3 separate regions of the Mus musculus genome follow, and regions 2 and 3 are each linked to region 1. Evidence: chromatin loops called from intact Hi-C (ENCODE). Cell type or tissue: heart. All regions are shown on one strand.

The links. A loop is a pair of places that touch in the nucleus more often than their neighbours do. Peaks named below come from ENCODE experiments on the same cell type or tissue, not always from the same donor. Only the 100,000 strongest peaks of a DNase experiment are listed, where the experiment ranks them.
Region 2: a loop joins it to region 1, with 4 times the contacts of the local background. A loop is called at or near these places in 9 of 42 quality-filtered maps.
Region 3: a loop joins it to region 1, with 2.0 times the contacts of the local background. A loop is called at or near these places in 10 of 42 quality-filtered maps.

The regions. Positions count from the first base shown.
Region 1 is chr5:147,073,428-147,081,427 of GRCm38, forward strand. It overlaps Lnx2 (ligand of numb-protein X 2), which reads right to left and starts at 3,145. Exons shown (of 10, transcript NM_080795.4): 1 at 2,991-3,145. It overlaps Polr1d (polymerase (RNA) I polypeptide D), which reads left to right and starts at 3,919. Exons shown (of 3, transcript NM_181730.4): 1 at 3,919-4,266. The coding sequence starts at 4,241. In heart, a CTCF peak has its summit at 3,137; DNase peaks (open chromatin) are centred at 2,304, 3,204 and 4,024; H3K4me3 peaks cover 4,166 bases; H3K27ac peaks cover 2,474 bases.
Region 2 is chr5:146,959,993-146,967,992 of GRCm38, forward strand. Mtif3 (mitochondrial translational initiation factor 3) reads right to left here and starts at 3,805. Exons shown (of 4, transcript NM_001256102.1): 1 at 3,731-3,805. In heart, no CTCF peak of the experiment used is centred here; a DNase peak (open chromatin) is centred at 3,749; H3K4me3 peaks cover 1,682 bases; H3K27ac peaks cover 1,467 bases.
Region 3 is chr5:146,978,850-146,986,849 of GRCm38, forward strand. It overlaps the pseudogene Gm46936. Among named protein-coding and RNA genes, the nearest start is that of Mtif3, 19 kb to the left of the region's middle. In heart, no CTCF peak of the experiment used is centred here; a DNase peak (open chromatin) is centred at 4,552; H3K27me3 peaks cover 3,490 bases.

The DNA of each region.
Region 1 (8,000 bases):
GTTTGTTTGCTTGTTTAGACAGGGTTTCCTGTGTACCCCTGGCTGTCATGGCTTTCACTCTGTAAACCAGGATGGGCTCAAACTCAGAGATCTGACTGCCTCTGCCTCCCAAGAGCTGGGATTGAAGCCCTGCCACCACCACCACCAGGGCTGTTTTTGTAATTTTTAAAGACAGGATTCCACTATGCACCCACAGGCTGGCCTCAAACTCATGGCAATCTTCTTTCGTCATAGTCTCTGGAATGAATGAGATTACAGTTGTGTGTCTCCACACCCAGCTCCGAAACGCACCTACCATTCCACATGAACACCCCACCAGCACTGCTCTTAAACCCCGCCTTCCCCTGTCCCCAAATCTCACAGAGTTTACCACACACATCTAAAAAGACTTTATGCAAAAGCCTTTGCTTTCTCTCTTCTTTCCAGGCTTCTCGTGCGATGTCTATCCAACATGCTGGGTTGACATGTCACTCACTCACTCACTCGTGGCAGCTCACTGGGCCTGAGCTGGACTTCCAAGTGGTTTAAACTGCTCCTTCTCAAGCCTCCGCCATCCCACTACCTCACCAATACTGTTGTCACTGAAGGAACAACTAATATTTATTCAGCACTTGGAATGCACCTCAGACTGTGTCAAGGGTATGACATTCGTAATTTCACTTGATCCTTAAACCTTACTAAACAGTACCATGACGATTTCCTGGCTGTTAGGGAATTGAAACCCAGATGGAATAGTAATTTGAAAGGCAACTGGAAGAACCTGACCCCTCTTTTGCCCCCATAAGCAGCTTAACTAGTCCCTCCCTGCCCCCTCACCTCCCAAAAAAACAGGAATCACAGAGCATAGTGGTGCATGCCTTTAATCCCAGCGCTCTGGGAGGCAGAGGCAGGCGGATCTCTGTGAGTTTGAGGCCAGCCTGGTCTCCAGAGTGAGTTCCAGGACAGTTAGAGTAAAACTCTGTCTCTAAAACAAAAACAGAAAACAGACAAACAAACTAACAAAACCAGGGATCATCTTTCACTACTCCTACCTAGTCACTCACCTATGAGTCCACCCCTCCTGAATGCCACACCAGCTTTCTTCAGACTGGTGGTGACAAGCTCTGGCTGAGGTTTTACTGAGCCAGGGCCAAAACTGTTTTTATTTTTTCGGGTTTCCAAATCCTACCAGACTAAAAACCGCTAAAGAACAAAGAGAGGGTAATAAACCCTTTGCAAACACATATTATATGCACGGAGACTATGTAGTAGTCTCACCTACTGCCTGGCCCCCACTGTCCTCCAGCCTGCTGCAGTTATCTTTATGGAATGCAAATCTTACCACAGCATCTTCCTGCTTGAAATGAACACCTCACTCTCACTGACCAGATGAAGTGTCCAAACGTCTTGAGGAATTACACAAAATCCTTTCTTTTTATTATTTCAACAGATATCTAAGGGTCCACTTGTACAATGTACCATGAACCCCTAAGATAAACAACAAACCAGCCCCCAACCCCCATTGCTTTAGCCCCAAACATCAAGTCCTTCAGACCAACCATATGCACAGCAGATGATGTCGCACTTTATGGCTATAAGCATTTAGGATGCTCCCAGAGAAAGCCCGTGCCAATTTGAAGACTGCCTAGGATTTCTCTGGCACATTCTAGGCAGAAATGATTTTAAGTTCCCACATCACTTTGTTCAATTTCCTTTCAGGTAATGGACTAAGAAGTATACAGACACTGACAACTCTGGGCAAGAAATTCCCTTTCACCAAAGTCTGGAAAGCGGAGTAGACACGGAGTAGCTAAATGTTTATACAACGAAAAGGCTCAAACTTGAAGCTTAGAGGAACAAACCTTGGACTTAGTGGATGGACTGAATTAAAAACAATGTGACTCTAGAGCTGCTTTGACTTGGCCTACATTTGACCCCTTTGGGAAAACTCACATGGAATTTGGACAGGCTAAAACGGCAAAACCTTGTTAGCTCAACAATGATCTGCCGGCCAAATAGGACACTAGATTCCCCCATCTTCCTTCTTTACCTGCCAAAGTCCTTTTCTCCAAAGGTGGGTGGGTGGGGGAGGGTTTTCAAACCTATCAAAGCAAACAGGACTGACCTACTGAGATCCTGCGTCTGTGCTATGTCACTGAACAGGCTAGAGAAAACGCAAATTGTGTCCTGGGAAGGAGGCCAATGTCTAAGTACTGTGACTGAAAAGAATGTGACATTCTTAAAGTGAAGGCAGTTTGGATAAACTGGAGCTCACGGTTGCCTCCAACTACCCTTGCCATTGGTTTCTGGGCTTTTTTTTTTTTTTCCCCAAAGAAAAATTGGCGGGGTGTGGGGCACACGCCTTTCTAACCCTACAGCACTCAAGAAAGAGGCGGATCTCCGTGAGTTCCAGGCTAGCCAAGGCTACAGAGTGAGAAGAAGAAAAATTGATTCGATAAAGCCACGCGGAAGCGTCCTTAAGGCTCCTGGCAAACACACACTCTTAAATGCAAACGGAAATACTAGAACACTCCATTAAAAAGTCCTTGCGTGAAACGTGGCAGAAAGCTTTGAAAAGCCAGCGATGTCTTTCCCAAGAGGTGCTTTGTGCGCAAATGCTTCCAAATCGGGACTCATATTTTGGAAATTATACCCCCCACGCTCCCAAACATGTCAAATCTGAAGAGAAAGGTGAGAATTCCCCCGCAACAGGCTGGGGCAAGGAGGAGGGTGCCTCTCTGCTCATCCCTTCCAGGAAACAAAACCAGAGGGCAACTAGCTAGCGCCACTCTGGCTCCAGACAACGTGCAGACGCAAAGTGCAAGAACTCGTTCCCAAACCTCCATGTCTTGAAAAGCGAGAGGCGCGCAGACCTGCATCGGGGTTCCTGGAACCCGCACCCGCACCGGGCCGGGCCAGACAGCACGCGGCCCCCAGCGGTCCCCCAGATGGTCCCCCCTACCCTGACGCCACACCCCGTCACCGCCCGCACCTGAGGCGAAGTAACTCACTGAGGGAAAGCGGCGGGCTCCCCGCGGGAGCGCTGACGAGGACGCCGCCCGGCTCCGCTCCGCTGGGACTCGCCGCCGCCGATTTCCTGGCGAGAAGCAAAGTCCGGCCAAGACTTTACTTCTCAACCGCCCCTGCTGCCTTTCCCCTAGGGGGCGAGCGCAGAGGCCCAACCCGACACGCACCTGAGCCAATCAACGGCGGACAAAGGCGGGACTAAGAGCGGGCTCGGAGCCTCTCGACCAATCAAGGAGTTCGAGGGGCCGAGTCGGCCCTGCTCATCACCCCCGTGTTAGAGTGAGCGCGTTCCGCCCTCCGCCATCGCTCCCGGCCGGATTCTCCCTCTCAGACACACAGAGAAAACGCTCGGGAAGTGTCTGCGTGCACCCCTGGAGCGCCGCGCCGGGCGTGGGACAGCTGAAGGGAGGGGAGGGCTGCGGGACCAGGCTGAGGGAGAACAGGTGGCGGGGGGCGGCTGACGTGTAGGTGTGCAGGGCGAGGGGACAGCTGGGTGGGGCGGGGACCCAGCCTGGCCAGGGTCAGGTGGGAGCTGGGAGGATGCACCTGAGAAGAAGGGCGGTTCCTTGGGATCAAAGGGAAAAGGAGCTGCCAGTCCCACAGCGTGAGCTCCCGAGGAAGGAGGGCGGTGCTCCAAACTCTCACTTCTCTCGCAAAAGAAAGACCATCGCAGCCCTTGCACCTAGTGGAGATGTACATTTGCACCCCAGGGAGAAAAATTTTTAAAACCCACAGTATCGTCAGGAGAGTCATCTCTGCACAACAGTCTCTCTGCTTTTTCAAGGTGCCCCATGAAAGGCCCCTGAGGACTCAAGTCCTGGGAATAGCCAGCCCTGGGGCAGTCGGGTTCCTGGAGAGCCTAGCAGGCCAGAGATCCGACTCTGACTCTTTTTAAATAGCAGGTGTCTCGGGGCGACAGGTGAGAGCCTATGCTCTTCAGTGGCACTTGGGGACCGGCTGGCTGTGCCCGGCAGCTGGCTTAGCTTCCGCAGTTCCAGGTGAACCGTCCTGCCCGCGCCTGGGCGTGGTCGGGGGCGGGACCCGGTTTAGCCCCGCCCACAGAGGGCCCTGCCGCGCCGCTGCGGCTCCGCCCCCCTCCTTCCGTCATCCGCTTCTTCCGTCGGTGGTTTCTTCCTTCCTGCCTTGTCCCGCACCTTTCGCGACATGGGGAAGAGCTTCCATTTCGCCAGCGCCACCTGAGGATTTCCTGGAGCCGCCACCCCCACCTCCCGCGATGGAAGACGATCAGGAGCTGGAGAGGTAAGGGTGGAGGGGAAGAGTGGAGTGGGGCGGCGGGTCGGGCCAGCGAAGCGGGTGGCGAAGGGGCACGCGGCCGACTGCGGCCCGGCGTGGCGGCTAGGCCTGACCCCAGGCGCTGGGGAAGGAAGGAGAGAGAGTAGAGCGGGCCGGGTTGGGAAGAGGGAGGAGCCGTGGGTTTATTTGTAACAGAAAAGCCCAGAGGGATGCTAGCCATCCGGGAGGGGAGAGAAGTTGGGAATCATGCTGTAAGTCCCAAACTGCCACCACCCCCATTAGAACTGCCTCGTTGTAAGGTCACGCACCGGGCCAGCCGTCCCGAGTGGCGGGCCTGGCGTGTTTAAGTTGGCTAAAGTTACTGCAACTCCGCTCTGTGCAGACTGCTCGTAAATTCTCTCTGTCCACCAAATTCTCCCTCCTATTAAACTTTTCACTTCCTTTAACTTAGTAGTTTCCTTACCTCTTTCAAATGGGAGCCGTAACTGAGCCTGCCACCCTGATAACTTGTGGTTGCCATTTTTATGCTAAAGTAATCGTGTTTTTTATACCTGTCAACTCCCTTTTCATCTTGCAGCAGGGCCTACCCTATTGTAACTCTGCCCCTTTCTTTTGCTCTATCCCAAGAAAGATTTTGCAAACATTTAACTTGGTGGGGTTTTTTTTTTTTTCTGAGATGACACCCCTCCCCCTCTTTGCTGGAGTCAAATGAAGTAGGGAAAAACTGGAGTTAAATATCTATGGCTAGAAGTGTGGAGGCAGGAGAATGAGGCAGTGAATCATAAAAAGTTAATCAGAAAACGATATTCCATGTGATCTTATTCTTACAAAAAAAATATGTGTGTAGAAAAATATCAGGATTGAAGACCTCAATGGCTGAAGGCGAGAGGAAGACAGCCCTGGAAATGGTCCAGGCAGCTGGAACAGATAGACAGTGTGTGACATTTGTCCTGCACGAGGAGGACCATACACTAGGAAACTGTCTGCGGTACATAATCATGAAGAACCCGGAAGTGGAATTTTGTGGTTACACTACGACCCATCCTTCAGAGAGCAAAATTAATTTGCGAATTCAGACCCGGGGTGCCCTTCCAGCTGTTGAGCCGTTTCAGAAAGGCCTGAATGAGCTCTTGAATGTCTGCCAGCATGTGCTTGTCAAGTTTGAGGCCAGCATAAAGGACTATAAAGCTAAAAAGGCAAGCAAAAAGGAGCCCACATTCTAGTCCCTCGTGCAGGGTACAAGCAGGACCACCCTCAGGATGGTGCAGAACCCAGAATTGTGATTGCAGCATGTACTGTCCTGTAGGAAAGAAAATGTGGCTCTAGCTATTGACCCATACAGCTGTTGGAATCTCTGCAAGTATATTTGCCTAATAAATTCTCTCTTTTGTTTAAACTAGTTTTGAGTGGTTTCTCTTCCTTGAACCTAGATGAACCCCAAGGATGGTGTCACCCTCTTAATTGAACCAACACTAAAAGTGAGCAAACAGATAATTGGGCCAAGGTAGGGGTTTTGATCATAGATTTTTTTTTTTTTTTTTGAGACAGGGTTTCTCTGTGTAGCCCTGGAACTCACTCTGTAGACCAGGCTGGCCTCAAACTCAGAAATCCGCCTGCCTCTGCCTCCCAAGTGCTGGGCTTAAAGGCGTGTACCACCACGCCCAGCTTGATCACAGCTCTTAAAGAGTCTCTTTATTTCTATATGATTGAGGTGCTAAGGAAAGGAGAGGTGACATAGAACGAGACCCAGGAGACTGTAACTAGAAGGGCTGGAAAGAAGACTGGCAGAGGGACTTGAATTTTTTTTTTTAACATTTTACTCATTATTTGTGTACACAAACTTGCCATGGCACACAGATAGGAGTCTCTTCTCTCCTTCCACCATATCGGAGCTACTTGGTGATTGCTGGGCTTGGCAGCAAGCACCTGTACCCACTAAACCATCTCACCAGGTTTTTTTTTTTTTTTAACTAATGAAAATGCATCTTTTGATACGATTAGTAGACTACCTTAAGGGTGAAGATAATATGAAGTGCTCTTCAGAATTTTAATTGGTATCAGGCTCTACTTTGTAGCATTAGTAGGGTAGATGTCAGTTTACTGCTTGAATTCCAGAACACTAATGAAATGTATAGGTGCAACATGAGTAAACCAATTTTTATTAGGTTTTGTGCAGGCATGTTTGTGTGCATATGCATGTATGCATATGGAGGCCAGAAGTTCCATAAGGATGGTTCATCAGGAGCCAGCAACTTACTTTTGGTTGGTTGGTTTGAGGCAGTTCCACTAACTAGCCCTGGCTGACTTAGAACACACATGGTAAGCTTGCCTTTGCCCTAGTTTCTCACAAGCTGGGTTAAGGGCTTTTGTCAGTTAGGCTAGACTACCCTAGGGACCCACCTATATCTGTCTCCTGAGCACTGGGCTTGGCTGCGAGCTTAACAAATCTACTCAACTTTTAAGTTCAGGAGATTAAAATCAGATCCTTACATTTTGTAACAAGTGCTTCAGCAACTGAGCTGTCTCGCCAGCTCTAACTTTAATCATTGGGAAAACTGGAATTACCAGGTAACAATTGCAGTCTTTAGGTAGGTATATTAAATAGAGCCCAGGGTTACATAGAAGAGATAATATTTGATAGAAAGTCAGGATTAGGAAGAGCAGAATTCTGTACAGAAGAAATGACATTTTGGGAAACTTGAAATATTAACAAAGCATATCACATCCAAGAGTCACCTGGTTTCTCTCCTTAATCCTGTCTTGTAAGCATCCTACCCAAGTGAGACTTAATCCACCCGAAATATCTGCCGGCCCTTGAGCAGAGTCACCTCACGCTCTAGAGCTTTGTTGCTTTGGGATCTTTAGTAATGCTTGTCTTCAGTCAGAACTTCATTGTCTGCCAGGGATGATGGTGTCTGCCTGTAACCTTAGCATTAAAAAGATGCAAACAGAATTGCAAGTTGAAGGCCAGACTGACTGTCTTAACAAGAGCTTGCCTCAGAAAAACACCACCGATATACTGAAGATACAGGACTCTTGGCACACGCCTTTAATCCCAGTACTCTGGAGACAGGGATCTCTAAGTTTGAGGCCAGCCTGGTCTTGAGAGTAAGTTAGGAAGGCCAAGGCTACATAGAGAAACTCTGTCTCGAAAAGCCAAAAAAAAAAAAAAAGAACCTTTAAGCTATATTTGACCTCTTCTGCCCTGTCAGAGCCTGTATTTCCTATACTTGGCCCGCTTTTTACAAAGATACTTTTATACTCATTGAGTGCCTGGATGGTACCAGGCCTTGAAAACAGATAACTGCAGGAACTTGTTTTTGTTTTTTGAAAAAGGGTTTCTGTGTAGCCCTGGCTGTCCTGGAATCCCATGCCTGGGGATTAAAGGCGTGAACTACCACTGCCTGGCTCGACAGTAGGAATTTTTTAAATCATAGTTCTGTGAAAGAAACAAATACGAGGCCAGATAGAGAACTTGAGAAGTATCTGCTTTGAGCACAGAAACCAGGGAAGGTCTTCCAGAGATTGCAGGACAAGAAGGAGGTGGCTATGCAGAGTGGAGAGCAAATGCGTGCTTGGGGGGGGGGGGGGGAACGACAACAGAAACTGGTCCTGAAGTAGAAGCTAAATGTAGGAGAACTGAAAGATTTGCATGATTTAGTATAGCAGATAAGGAGACGGGCCCGTTCTCCTGATTCGTTGAGGAAAAGGGCTGGAGTGATGTGTTATTTCAATTACAG
Region 2 (8,000 bases), 110 kb before region 1:
TCAGATGAAAAAAAAAAAACCCACAAATTCATAATTATTATTTACTATTCAGAATTCCTTATTTGGGGCCTCAGGATTTGGGTCAGTGGTAGAGAATCTGCCTAATGTACAAGGCCCTTGGTTTAATCCTCAGAGCAACAATCTTGGAAAATCTTTCTATAGAAGAGAGTGAGACAAACAGCATGTGTTGAGACTGGTTTCATCTTCTAGTCACAGGTCCAAAGTGGACAGCAAGCCACCAGCAACCACCAGGGTGCCCAATCTTCTGTCTCATGATTCTAGGCCAGCCCTGACTGACAGTGCCTCCTCTATCAGATACCTGGTCTCCAGGTCTCCCCGAGAGTATTTTGTTTTGCTTGCTGGTCATACTTCATTTACAGTTTGGCAGCATGAAGGGGCTTAGTCCAGCCAGTTGTATAATTTAAACATTAAGGAAAATGGCTGTAATTCCCTTCCACACGCTGAATATATATGCAAACATCTATTAGGATGATAACTGCCACTGTGTGTCACCGCCACACCCCAGCTCCATGGAAAACTGGTAAATTGGTAATTAAACAGAAAGAGCTGAGCGTTTACTCTGTCTTTTAAGGGAAAACTGTGCCCATCTCTGTGGATGAGGAAGAGCTCTCCTTCCTAGCATGGAGATGATGATTATGGTAATAATAATAGCAATAATAACCACCACCACCATTTTGGAACAAAGGAAAATGGCTCATTTAGTCAATAGTCAAACACCTTTAGGTACAAGGCTGATGCCACAAGGTCACCCACACACTGTGCCCAGATTAAATACGTATGAACACTTTGCTGAGGAGGACGCTGGCTGTCACCGTCATGGCCAACGGTCAGAGTGGCACTGCCACCAGAGGAAAAGCATGACACCCCGGGCATGCCTCCTGATCCGAAGCTGCTGCAAATACGCAGAGCTTTCCACAACACAGCCTCGCCCTGAGGTAATCCAAACTGGCTCGCTTCTCCACCCAGCTTCCAGAATAAGGCTGGACCCAGAGAGCAATGACCTGGAGGATGCCACAGGGAAGGGATCTCACAAACCCAGACTCTGAGACAACACACTAGCTTGGTGAGGATGAAAAGGGGAGATGGGCTGGCTTTGAATAAAAAGCTAGGGAAATTACAAAGTGTAATGTTTGAAAAAAATCCTCCGAGAGATACCCTGGGAAACAGGAACGCAGATTAGTTATTGGGAACTTGCAAAAAGTACCAACAGCTTGCTCAGTGTGAGAATAAAACTCTCGGGAGACAAGCCCTGACGTATTTAGGATCATGACACGTGTCCTTCTGAAATGGCTCGGCTGGAAATGGGAGTTACAAAGTGCGATTATGGCGACATTTGCCGAATCTGAACATGGGTGTCAGTTAGCTCATCTTCCCATTCTTTGCTTTGTTCAAGTGATTTTTGTAATTAATGTGTAAAGAAAACAAAGAAACAGGAATTGATGCCCGGAAGAAGTAGTAGCTCAGTGGTCATGTCCCTGCGATGAATCCAGCCTGCAGTGTCCATGTGTCATCCTACTGAACTGAACGGCCACACTGGCTCTGTGCATTATCCTGGCTGGTGCTTTGTCAACCTCACACAAGCTAGAGTCACCTGGCAAGTCAGTGGAGCGTTCTCCTGAGTAATGACTACTGTAGTAGGAGATCCAACCCGCTGTGGGCACTACCCTTCCTGGGTGGTGTGAAAAAGCAGGCTGAGAGGCCACGGGGAGCCAGCCAGTGAGCAGTGTTCCTCTGTGGTCTTGTTTTGGTTTCTGCCTCCAGGTTCCTGCCCTGACTTCCCTCAGTGGTGAACTATGATTTGGACCAGCTAGCCCAATCAACCCTTTCCTCTCCAAGTAGTCTGCTTTTTTGCTATGGTAGTTCTCGAAGCAATAGAAAGCAAACTGGGCACACATATTACTATGTACCTACACACATACATACCATTAGCTTCACAGCCTGTGTGTAAAAGAACCACAAGTAAGGGTTTTACAAATGTAAAATTCTGAAGACTTCTGTAACACTAATCTACTTATTTCTCTAGTTTTGGTCAAACCAAAATCTCCAAGGTTCTCACTGTCTCAAACGGCAATGAGTGCCAAGTACAGCTCACACATGTTTTGATAATTCAAGGCCCCAGCAGAATATCAACTGCAACGTTTTATGGTTCCCACCGTCTTCTGCTCTTAAAACTTTTAATACAGGCAGGCAGTGGTGGCGCACACCTTTAATCCCAGCACTCGGGAGGCAGAGGCAGGTGGATTTCTGAGTTCAAGGGCAGTTTGGTCTACAGAGTTCCAGGACAGGAGGGCTACACAGAGAAACCCTGACTCGAAAAAAAACAAAAACAAAAAACAAACAAACAAAAAAACCTTTCAATACTTTTCTGCTAACATTCTTCAGTATGAACCCAATTAGAGTATCTCTAAGCTGTAATGTATTACAATGTTTTATTTTTAAAATTGCTACTTGAGTTCCAAACTTGAGTTTCCTAATACAATATCAACAACAACAGTAATAATAAATAATAAATTATGGCTTGTGATTAGTACGGGAGTTCCAATAATTTCTAAAGTGAGCCTAAACACACTAACACTATTCATCAGTGCAGCCTTCACAACACTAAAAATTATGAAACTGTATCAGTTAACTCGGAAACGTGTTGACTATGCTCACAGCCTACACTATCTAATACTAAGCAAAGATTCAGGGCCAGCCAGATGGCTCAGTGGGTAAGGGTGCTTGTGTGTCTGTCTGCCTGTCTGTCTGATGTGTCTGGGCACCCATGCCATGGTGCCAGTGTGGAGGTCAAAGGACAACCTTGTGGACTGAGTTTTCTCCTTCCACCTTTAGGTTCCAGACACTGAACTCTGCCTTGCCTACTGAGCAGCTCTTCAACCTAATGATACTGATTTCTTTTTTCTTTCCTTCTCTCTGAGACAGGATCTCACTATGGAGACCAGGCTGGCCTCCAATTCACAGATCAGCCTGCCTCTGCCTCTGCCTCCGAGGGATAAGGCTTTATTCCTGACGGGATATGGCCTGACGGGAGCTTATTTCTACCACTTATTTCTTTACTTTTTTTCTGAATCGTTACACTTCATAATCACAAGCTCACATTGACATATTGAGGGCTTATATTCACTCCCGAAGGAAAGGATGGGTTCTAGTAGAATCCATATTTTGCGAAAATGACGTTGGCTTCATCCTATGACTGAATTCTCTCACCTTCAATTCCGGAAGGAATTTCAAAAGTCCTGACACGGCGAGCGGTGCACGCCTTTAATCCCAGCACTTCGGAGGTAGAGGCAGGAGGATTTCTATAGGTTTGAGGTCAGACTGGTCTACCGAGTGCGTTTCAGGACAGCCAGAGATAAATAGTGAGACCCTGTTGCAAAAACATCAAAAATTAAAGGAAAAAAAAATCCCAAAACGCTCACAAGGGGTCCGCAGCAGACACGCCCACCAGGACGCCATGCCACCAGGATGCCAGTTGTCCTACGCCCCCACCTTGCCCCCCAAATCCGTGGAAGGAGCGTGCGCGCGCACACAAACAGCGAAACTGGCTAGGCTGGCGAGCAAGTGATTATTGGCAGCTCGGCAACTGGTCTCGACTCCGAAGGCTGGTGCTGCCGCCACCCCACGTCCACGGAGGGCTCTCTGCACAGAATGTTCCCAGGACATGCATTCCCACCTCAGCCCCGTCGCCAAGCCCTCACCTCAGCGTTACCTGGGCCGGGGTAGGCGAGCAGGAAGAACTAGCAGGTCCGTACCTGGACTCCGCCGGAGCACCGCGTCGGCTTCCGTAGCAGGCGGAACTTCCTGAGTCCCTTAAAGGGAGGGTGCAGCTGCGGCCTGCGGATTCCACTAATGGAATAAAGCCCTCCGACAAAAAAAAAAAAAAAAAAAAAAAAAAAAAAAAGAATCGTGCAGCAGGCCTGAGTGAAACTGAGAGATTTGCTACTAACCTGCTGCTCCAAAGGCCAAGTGAACGCTAAAATATAGAGTCCCTGGAACAGTCACTGCATCGCTTCCGCCAGTTACATTAATAATGTTGAATAATGCCTTCTACAGTGCTAGACAACTGCAGGGCGGTGTTAAACTATTGCCACCTGCGGATCTGGTTTAGTGGAAGCTCTAGCTGGGTAGCAGGGTGCAACCCTCGCTCTCAAGATTGCTCTCTTCTGAGAAAAAGAGATGGATTCAGGTTCGATTACTGTCAGAACTGGGAGAAATCATAACAGACCACCCACATGTGGGATGATTGACCGCATTGGCCAGAGTCAGGCAAGAGGATGGTCAGAAACTTCGAGCCCCTGGGTGTTGCACTTTCAGGCTATTGGGGCCCTGCACCCTTGTTACCAAGCTGTTGACTGTCCCCTACTTTGGCGTTAAGTCCCTGCTTTTCCCCATTCTTCAACAGGGAACTCCTTAGAGAAGCCGCTGAATGTCCCTCATTTACAGACTACGTGTCTATAACATATAATTTATACATCTTGTCTTGTTTAATCCTCACCAAATAACTCAATCAGGGTAATATCTGATTGCAACTATTACTGGTACATCAAAATACCATCCTTTTATTGCAGGTGAGGAACCTGGGTCATCCTTAAATAGCTTTAGAGCCGCATCCAAGTCTCCCTTTCTTCATCAGATCACAGCCTCTGGCCCATGAGCCTTGTATCTGTGACAGGCAAAAGCTGAAGCAATTCTTTATGATCCAAAGGCCAGGGCTGGGCTCTGCATGTCAGCCATTCCTAAGTGAAATGAAGAATTACAGATACTTTTTATTCTGCCAGCATTAGTCCTCCATGGGACGATAGAAGCATAGTTGTGCAAATAAAGTGTGGAGACCACCTCTTGGATAGACAGGTCCATAACAGTTGTAAGTGCTCACATTTGTGATAAAGTTTCCATAAGCACCACAGTTCTAAACACTTAGCCTGTATTGAGTTAGTTTAATCCTCAAGACACCCTCATGATACACTGCCATCACTACCCATTTTTAAAAAGATTTATTTATTCATTATATATAAGTACACTTCAGACACCCCAAAAGAGGGCATCAGATCTCATTACGGATGGTTGTGAACCATCATGTGGTTGCTGGGATTTGAACTCAGGACCTTCGGAAGAACAGTGCTCTTAACCGCTGAGCCATCATCTCTCCAGCCCCATCATTGCCCATTTTATAGATGAGGAGACTGAACATGGAGAAGATACATGACTCGTCCCATCATTACACCCTGATCAGAATCAAGAATGTAAAAAGAAGTCTGGAGGGATAGCTCAGTGGAGGGATGATAGCTCAGTGGAGGGATGATAGCTCAGTGGAGGGATGATAGTTCAGTGGTTAAGAGGGTGTTGCTCTTTCAGAGAGGCTGGATCCTGTTCCCAGCATGCAGAACTGCCTGTAACTCCAGTTCCAAGAACCCCAGTGGCCTCTTACTACCTAAAAGGTGCTTGCACGCACATGGTGTACACACAGAGATATGGGCACACGTATACATACATAAACATAAATAAAAATGATTTTAAGAAGATTTTTAAAGAGAATGAAGGGGACTGGGGAAATAATTCAGTGACAATGACCAAGAACTCTTATAAGCTACAAGGTTTCATTGGGGCTGCCTTACAGGTTCAGAGGTTCAGTCCGTTATCATCATGGCAGGAAGCACGGCAGCCTGCAGGCAAGCATGGCCCTGGAGAAGGAGCTGAGGGTTCTACATCTTGATCTGAAGGCAAACAGGAGACGACAAGCTTCCTGGCCACTAGGACCAGGGTCTTAAAGTCCACACCTACATTGACATACTTCATCCAACAAGGCCACACTTCCAAATAGTGCCACTCCCTGGGCCAAGCATATTCAACCCACCACCCAGACTGTTTGTTTTATGTATTTCTTATGTAAGTGTAGGGCCTAGTACCTGCTAGCACTGAGTTAAATCCCCAACCCCAGAGCAAGAATACTTACTTAGCATGAGCAAGGCCCAGCTTCTACCCTCAGTACTGAAAAATAAGAGGGGGGGGGGGGAGAAAGAGAAAAAGGAAACCTGACCCAGTCTGGTGTTACAACCCTCTACTTGGTTAATGTCCTTCCGCCAAAGCAGTGACTGAGGAAGAGACGCTGCCCCTGAAAACGTGCAGTAAGCTGGATGAAAGGAATGTGTTACACCTAATAGACACCAACGATGCACTTAACAGATGAACAAAGGATTTAGCCTTTGATAAGGTTGTGGTTCAAGAAATTTAATCAGACAGACATTCTTGGCAACTGCAGCTTCCTGCCCAGCATCTTGTTTTAGCCTTGTTTTTTCACATCCTGAACTCTGCTCTAGCCACGGTGAAATGGGAGATGGCCTATTTTAAGCAACCATTAGGAACGTTGGGTTCAGCTTGGCTATGACAGGATTCAGAGACTCTTGAATAAAGACAGTAGGTAAAACAAGCAACCTGCCCCCAAGACTGCCTTGCTGCATTCATCCTCCTATTTGCCAAGGCACAGTTTCTGCTTGTCGGTCATAAAAGGACAGATATTAAGATTTCCTGGTCCCATTGCTGCCTCTGTTACGTTTGTCTCTTGTGCTCCCATAAAAAGCCCTGTCAGAATGTAATGTTTAATTAAGTCAGCAGATCTGTAAGTCCATGGTATTTTCTCCAAAATTCACTTCTACTAAGAAGGTCTCCATGGAAACAATCTTTCAGAAATTCTCTCTCAAATTAATTTCAGAACAAGTGGTCCTCACACATCTAAGAGGGAGATGCTGAAGTCCACAGTGAGCCTGCCAGTGAGTCCAACCTCCCAAAGGAGCAGCGAGGTCAGTCAGGGCATCCAGGACACCACAAAGGGTACCTTAGGACGAGCTGTTGAAGAACGAGCAGGCACAGGCCTCCGTATAAACCCCCTCCTGTGTGGCAACTGGGGACAGCAACAGTTTTCAAAGCAAACCACATACTAGTAAAAATTTTGGCTTATTTTGAAATTGTATGGATGCTGCTGAGTCTGCATGGGAGCATGGCAGCCACTGTCAATATAGAGGGCCAGCTGAGAAGACACACATTCGAGTTCTGCTTATTGATATGGCAGAGGGGACATAGGAAACAAGATGTCGGGGTTGAGGGTGGGGCACGATGGCAGAGTGTTAGAAAAAGCATTTTAATCTTCCTGAAGCCAGCCAGCCCTGGTCCATGAGTCTACTTCCACGGATTCATGCATCTAGTATCATAAACTATTATGGCAAGTCTTCATGTAGACGCTCGGCCATTTACTCTCAGATGGGAGCATGGGTCATCCACTCCAAACACGTGCACGCCTGTGCACTGAGTAAACAAAACAAGGATTAGCCGAGCTTGCGAGATTTAGAGGACTTGAGACTCAGCCTTTGCATGACTTAAGTTTATTCCTGGCTACTTAGTCAGGTTCCCCAGTAGACCTTGAGAACATCTGGTGGTCACATCTGCGTGGCAGCCCTGCAACGTGCCCTCAGACTATAATTAGATCCCGAGCAATTTCTTCATTGTGTATAAGGTACCGCACGGTGCCACACTCCAGATCAAATATTTCCCATGTCAAAAACTGATGACACCAATTTTTTTATTTTTATTTTTATTTTTTTTAAAGATTTTATTCATTTATTTTATGTATGTGAGTATACTGTCCCTCTCTTCAGACACACCTGAAGAGGGCATCAGATCCCATTACAGATGGTTGTGAGCCACCATGTGGTTGCTGGGATTTGAACTCAGGACCTCTGGAAGAGCAGTCAGTGCTCTTAACCACTGAGCCATCTCTCCAGCTCGACACCAATTTGGGGGGTGGTATTCGAGATAGGGTTTCTCTGTGTAGCCCTGGCTGTCCTGGAACTCACTTTGTAGACCAGGCTAGCCTCAAACTCAGAAATCTGCCTGCCTCTGCCTCCTGAGTGCTGGGATTAAAGGCATGCTCCACCACGCCCGGCCCGACACCAATTTTTAAAACCCATCAGTAACTGTAACCGAGC
Region 3 (8,000 bases), 95 kb before region 1:
AGAAACTGTATCACTTGGCCCTTTCTCTTCTTCTCTCCTCCCAGTTCAAAATGCTTGCACATCTTACTGGCCAGCATCCTCTTGGATCTGCAGTTGGGCTCAACACACTCGAGCCCGTGCACAATCTTCTTCGTGGTTTTGGCCTTCTTTCAGAGAATTGGCCTTGTCTGCCCACCGTAGCCACTCTGCTTGCGATTCTTGGGTTTACAGGGAATCCTTGCCCTTCTTATACTAGGTCACTTTGTGAGGCTGACGCTTGTCACATTTCTTACAGAAAGTCCTTAAGGTTTTAGGCACGTTGACCGTCTTTGTGGTAGAAGAATGTAAAAGATGAAAACAAGAGACGTGGTCGGATCGCTACCTCAACTGCGCATGTGCAGAACAGGAACCGAGACAGCGTGAATTGTTAATCCCATTGATGATTCTTGGGATACAGTTTATTCATTCTTTTTTTTTTTTTTTTTTTTTTTTTTTTTTGGTTTTTTGAGACAGGGTTTCTCTGTGTAGCCCTGGCTGTCCTGGAACTCACTCTGTAGACCAGGCTGGCCTCGAACTCAGAAATCTGCCTGCCTCTGCCTCCCGAGTGCTGGGATTAAAGGCGTGCGCCACCACTGCCCGGCCAGTTTAATTTTTCAAAATTACTTTTACTTATTCATCGTTTGTGCACATGTGAGGGCCGGCCACAGGTACAACACAGAGACATAACCAGAGGCCAGCTCACAGAAGTTGATTCTCTCCTTCTACCATGTGGCTCCCAGGGACTGCATACAGGCTGTCAGCTTTGTGTGCCAGGCAGTGGTGGTGTACGCCTTTAATCCCAGCACTTGGGAGGCAGAGGCAGGTGGATTTCTGAGTTCAAGGTCAGCCTGGTCTACAGAGTGAGTTGAGGACAGCCAGGGCTACACAGAAATATACATTCTGGAGACAAACTGAGGGTGGCAGAAGGTAAAACGTGAAGAATCGATGTCGAGGAACATCCAAAGTCAGGAGGCACAACTGGCCAGTGGTGACTCCATGGGTTGGGGGTGATGCATGATTCTCTGGTTGGTGGCAACCTCCTGAGTTTAAGGTCGGTGCTGACAGGGTTTCTCTGTGTAGCCCTGGCTGTCCTGGAACTCACTCTAGACCAGGCTGGCCTTGAACTCAATGGCCACAGATTCAAACCCAACTCTCTCTTTTTTTTTTCAACAGAATAAATTGTTCTCTCCCTTAGCAAGTACAACTGGGTTGAACAGTTCCCGGCTCTCAGTTGTGTGTTTGAGGACCACCTTGACACGTGATACAGAAACACTCTGCTTCTGGGGTGCAGGGGAGGCACACCCCACTTGCCTCTGGCCTCCCCACTGTGCTCATTTGGAAACACAGAGAGGCAGATGTCTCTGAGAATGAGGAAGGGGGTGACGCTAAGGACGTCTGACAGTCCCTGCTTAAACACAGGGCCTGCACGTCACAGCATCTGTTGTGACAGCTGGGATTAGCATCAATGATTACAAAATAGAACAGTGCTGCAATAAAAGATGTTTGAAACTTGCAAATTTTGTATTTCTAGAACTTCCCATCTGACGTTTTCAGACCATAGTTAACCAGACATAATTGAAATAGTGTTTAAGGGGAAAGGGACTACTGCATATGTAAAGCCAGTATTTCTTCCACGGTCACCATCACAGGTCAGCTTTGGATAGCCTGTGGAAATGTTAACATGGCAGGCCTTTCATCATGATCCTCAAAGTCCCAAACCCAGGAAGTTGGAGCATGCTGCCTATGGGGGAAGCCTTTTTCTTGTGATAGTGTGGTGATTTGAGTCTGCTTGGCCCATGGGAAGTGGCACTATCAGGAGGTGTGGCCTTGTTGGAGGAGGTGTGGCCTTGTTGGAGGAGGTGTGGCCTTGTTGGAGGAGGTGTGGCCTTGTTGGAGGAGGTGTGGCCTTGTTGGAGGAGGTGCCTTACTGTGGGAATGGGCTTTGGTGACCTATGTTTAAGCTCTGCCTAGGACAGAATAGAGTTCCCTTCTAGCTGCCTTTTGGATCAAGATGTAGATAGAACTCTCAGCTCTTTCTCCAGCACCAAATCTACCTGCATGCTGCCATATTTCCCACCAGGAAGATGATGAACTAAACCTCTGAAACTGTAAGCCAGCCCTAACTGAATGTTGTCCTTTAAGAAAGTTGCTTTGGGGATTGTGTCTCTTCACAGCCATGAAACTCTACGATAGGTGAAGACTCGGATTGGTCAGATAGCGTTCTCAAAAATCCCACCTCCCACAGGTCTGCTGTGCATTGGCTACCTGGCCATGACTAGACTCATTTAGCCATTCTTACATCAAATAGCCCTAGCCTGAAACTGTGGAAAGCACTGGTCCTGAGGTACCAGTCTCTGGGACACCACTCAGCATAGGATAACAAGTGGTTTGTATCCCAGGCTGTGCTCAGACCTGGCGGTTGACAAGTTCAGCTTCAGTGGGACAAACAGCAAGCTGACATTCTGGAAGACAGACTGTTCCCCCAGGAGGTTCAAAGGCCAGAGGAGATACGTGAGGCCTGTCCTTAGAGTGGTGCCAGGGCTTCTTTCTCTTTAAGGCAGAGCTTGCGTATCCACTTATTTGTTAGTGTTACTTGGAGTGTGTAAGAATGTCCATCTTGAATACGCTGATCTGACTGTATTCTCCCCTCCACCCCGCTGTGCCCAGATGGAGCAAGAAGGTCCTGATCTTTGCCCTGCTGGCCAGCATGTGCCCTTGTGGGACTGCCTCCCTGTGCTTCCTCAGCTCCACACTCTTGGCTCCTGCCCCTGGCAATTCTCCTCACTCCCCCACAGCCCGGCCTGGCAGGGATTCTCCTCTTTCTACCTGCCTAAGGTCAGGAGTGCCGGTGTCTCTCAGGGTACTCTGTGTATCCACACTGCATGGCTCATAGTTGCCATTGCACATCTAGATAACCCTGAGCCTTCCTTCCCTTCATCATCAGAGCCTGGCCTAGTGTTTAGGCTTTCCGTAAGCCTGGCTTCTGAGGGAAGGCCACCAGACCACAGCCGCTGGATAGGCGGGAGTTAGATGAGGTATGGATGTTGGGGGTGGGTGTAGCTAGAGGCTGACTCTGTGTGAGGTACCCCACACCCTAACCCCACCTTCCTCTCATCAAGGACGTTGGGGGTGGGTGTAGCTAGAGGCTGACTCTGTGTGAGGTACCCCACACCCTAACCCCACCTTCCTCTCATCAAGGACTCATCTTCCCACCGTGCAGGTCCAGGGGACTTACAGAGTCAAGCAGCCCAGACTGCCTATGCTCTATGAGGCTTCAAATCTTCTCTCTTCCCACACTGCAGATCTAGCCTAAAGCTTGTTATGGCTCAGAACACATCTGCTCCCCAAAAGCATCCCAGACACACAGGCAAGGCAGCATTTCCCTTGGAGAGAGGGTGTTGGGAGTTCTGGATCTCTGGTGCCTTCTAAGGTACAGAGATCTTTGCAAGACACAAACACCCTCCCTGTCTCCAGCAGTGGATCATTCTCATAGAAGCAATCTGACCATGGAACTGATTCCTACCGGAAGGATTGCTCAGCGTGACCGTCAAGTCACCATTGACTGGGGGCCAGGACTTTTTCCTCTGCAGGTGAGCTTAGAGCCAAGAACCGGCCACATCCCTGGTCGCCCAGAGCCACAGGTCTGACCAGTCCCTTTCTCCACAGCAGAGAGACATAAACTCACACACTGATCGTTCAGTGAGAAACACTGGGACAGAGCACAGCCAGGACTCCCGGGAGGACCTATGAGCTGGGCCCCCAAGGCTGACAAGGGAAGGTCTGTTATGTGGGATGTCTCCCTGGGGACTTCCTCTCTGGCTGTCAGTAGAGCTGGTTCCATCTATGCATTTAACCCCCCTTTTCATTCATAAGGACATCCCGGACCACTCTCCTTCCACAGAGCAGAACTCCGAGCAAATAGGGAGGAAATGTCTGCTTTTTGCTGAGATGGATTCTATCTACATCTCCTCTGCATGCAACATCCGCAGCAAAAGCACTCTATGTTTTTAATAGAGAAACTGGCATGGGGTCTCATATCTCTAATCCCCTAGCCCTTGGCAGACTGAGGCTGGGGCATCATGAGTTTGAGGCCAGTCTGGGCTACATAGTATGGCCCTGTTTCAAAAAAGAGAGGCAAAATTAAAAACTTAACTGGGCTCACAAGCCCCAGAGTCCTGAGGGCACTCTGGGCCCTGGGTGTGTGCACCTACCCAACAGCGTAGGGTACCTGTGAAGGGGCACAGCGGGCCACACACCGGCACAGGCCTTGCAGATGGGGTGCTCACTGCAGAAGACCCTCCTCTTCAGAATGGGAGTCACTAAGGAAGTTGAAAAGAAGCCAGGTGTATCTTGTAAGCCACCCTCACCCATGCCCAGTAGCAGGTCTTACCTAGCCTCTCTGATTCCTCGTATGCCCCTCACAAAGTTCCCTTCTAACAAGTCTGCCAGCTGAGCTGCTTAGGAGCGCTTGATTCCCCATGGACCCTACCTGCCGAAGTCTCCAGGAGCCAGGCCTGCAGTTTCACATGGCGGCCACTGGGTGTCACTGTTGAAAAGTCGTCCTGAAACCTGCCTTGACCACTCATCGGCTCCCTTGTCTTTAATGCTAGCCTTCTCAGGCATCCATGCAGCTGCAGACACTGGGCAGGACTCGAATCTTGAGGGTCTTCAAAGATGAACCGTACATGGTTTGAAGGCCATTCCTCCACAAGAAGTCTTACTTCTCTGGATTTAAGCAATGTTTTGTGCCTGTTAGATGTTTCTGCTTTCAAAGGAAACTGTTGATTGCCCTGGGCTTCCTAGGCAGAGACCATTACCTCTATCCCAGCTGGCTGCTCTACAAAGTGGGGGCTGTGGCCGACTTAGCTAAACTCACCAGAAAAACAATCTCGGGTGCCACCCCTTCTTTGAGAAAATGGGTCCCTTCCCGCCATGTGCTGGAAGATCTTTTTACACCCGTCTGAAAGTTCTTGAAATAAAAATTTCACCCTGCTACCGCTCATGACAGAATTATTGTCCCAGATTAGTGGATTTTATTTGTTTGCTTATTTGAGACCATGTAGCCTTGGCTGTCCTGAACTCACAGATTCACCTGTCTCTGCCTCCTTGGTGCTGGGATTAAAGGTCTCCATACCTTTTAGCAGTCATGCCAGAAGATCCCTTCATAGATGTTTGTGAGCCACCATGTAGTTGCTGGGAATTGAACTCAGGACCTCCGGAAGAGCAGTCAGTGCTCTTAACTGCTGAGCCATCTCTCCAGCCCCCCACTTTTTAAGCAGCAAGAGGTATTGAACATGCAGGAGGGTGACAGAGTTGCAGTCCCTAAAACATTTAAAGATGATGATAAAAACCCTCAAATCTGTGGTTGCGGGCCCTTACAGAGCAAAGGGGGTTTTAGTGGTATAATTAGGTTAGGGACCTTAAAGGGATGGTCAGCCAGGAGTGTGAGGCAGCAGTATTTATATAATTTACAATGAGCCTGAAGAGCATGTGTGTGTGGTGTGTGTGTGTGTGTGTGTGTGTGGTGTGTGTGGAGTGTGTGTGTGTGAGTGTGCTCGTGTGAGTTTCTATTGCAGTGAAATTCCTCTTTGTCTGAGTTGTTTGGTATTTGCTTCAGGGAAAGGAGGCAGTACACTCAAAATTCGCGCACACACACACACTAATAATATTGTGTGAAATTACTTTGGGTCATAAATTAATTTCATGTGTAGACCCGGGTTTGATGCTTTGATCTATATTGTCTTTCATCATCTTGGGCAGGGCAGACTCAGGCAGGGACAGTGGGTGCCACTCCTACAGTAGAAAACTGTCCAGGAGGTGACAATGAGACTGTTGCGTGCACAGCATTTGCTGTGTGCGGCATGTACGATACCTGAGATTTCATCTCACCCTGGCAAGTTACCCAATAGGAATCAGGCATTCGTACCACTTTAAAGGTGGGGAAGTGAGGCAAGCTCTAACTCCCCAAGGTCAGATTGTCAGCGTCACCCTGGAGGGTGGAAGCTATCCTGTCACCCAGCTCCTGCTGTTCAGAGGGTAAATGTTTGCATCTTATAGCCTGTCTGTAAGGCAAGAAAGTCCAGCGGCTCCAAGCTTCCATTCTACCCGATCCAGGCAACCTGGTGGCTTCCTTGTGTCCTTCCCACAGCAAGAGAACACAACTGGAACAGCTGTGAACCTCACACCCTGCTTTTCCTACAATTCTGGCAGCCAGAGGTTCAAAGCCTTTCTCTTGGAGAGCCTAGGGGAAAGTTTTCTGTTTCCTGCAGAGGATTTAAGTGGGCTCCAGAGTTTCTGTACGTGCTTTTGGCTTACTCATGTTCTGTCTTGCTTTCCTGTGGATGCCAGTGGCTGTCAAGGCCTCTTGGATAATTTGGATCCCATTCCAGTCTCCAATCCTTACCTTGTCACATCTGCAAAGTCCTCCCTTGTTGCTATGTGAGGTAACATTTGAAGCTCCGGGGATCGGAACCTAGAGGATAGGTGGGGAATTTCATTATTTATCTCACTACCCCAACATCCCAGGGATCCACTGTGGGGTGCCACGGGGCAACATGCTAAGTGAGCTTGGAAATACGAACCTCAAACACCATTTGTGGAGTGTAAGAGATTAAGCTTGTCCCGTTCCTGCCTAATCAACCAGCAGGATATTGTTGATGTTTGGGTATTGCTGGTGCTGGGACACGAACCCAGGGCCTCCGGCCTGCTAGAGTGAATAAAGATCTTTGAAACACTGAGGACTGGGGCTAACAGGGAGGCACGGGGCGGGTCTGTACCACAGTTCGAAGGCCCTGTCTCTAGAGTGCACCGGTGTGCCGGATGCCTTCCTCCCACCGATAGAAACACACCTAAGCCCCTTTGATCTGTTTGAGCCCTCTTTGTTATCTGCTTATTGGAAAGGACATGAGAGCCACAGGATGCTGGGGAAGAGAAGAGATACAGTGTACGGCAGAACACTCCAAACGGGCCTTGGGAATCTCTTCCAAAATCGGTCTCATAACCATCCAAGCCCAACATCCGGGGCACTGGCACCGCGCTGGCTACGCGCTGGGGCCAATCTCATGCTTGAAGGATCCCTTGTTGCGGTACCCAGCTGTCCGTACCTCACACAGAAGGAAAAGGACCCTGCAAGTTGACTCAGTTCCTGCTGCCAAAGCTTATTCTCATACCGTCATATCTTTTTGCAAATCACACAAAGGGTAAAGCTGGAGCGAATTTTACTGCAATAGGAGGAAAAAAAAAAAAGCACACACAAAAAAAATCCCCGCCACCAACCCTTGGGCCTGCGGTTTCAGCAATTAGCTCAATGTGCTAATGAGAGTCTTCAGGGGGAACGGCATTAATTAATGGGTGAATTTCACTTTAATAAATGTATAGGCAATTTTCTAAATGCAGATGGCAGAGTCCGCCCTGATGGCTGTACCTAGAGCCACTCAATATGGTAAGTGTTGGAGGAAAGTGGTTAATTTGTAAAACGTCTCATGATCCTGATTAGAAAGCGAGTTAGCAAAGCCTGTTTTCCCTTGCGGTGCAGCTGAGTTGTTGAGTCGTTCGTCTCCACAGCCTGAAAGCTGAAAGCGCTATCCTCCTCCACTTCCCCCGGCAGCCTGGGGCTTTCTGTTCTTCCCGGTGTCCTGAAACGAGAGGAGCCCTTCCCCACGACTGGGGACACCTCCCTTTTTGTTGGCTTCCTCTCCGAGTTTCTCATCCCAGGTTAGACTTCGATGGCCATCTCTGAATAAGCAGAAACGGCTGCCACACGGGTTCCCCAAGCTCAAGGGCACCATCTGAAAGAAAATACTTCCAGAAAGTGCAACACCCCGAAGTCATTGTTCACTTAGCTGAACCTTGGTGACAGATATTTGACACGCTGGTGATGACCAGGAGCTAAGGGACAAAGGGAGCTTTTCCTCAGTCAGGCTTCCATTCCCAGCCCACAGGCAAGCGAGTAGGGAGCTAAGTGAGTTGTGTCAGCTCCCAGG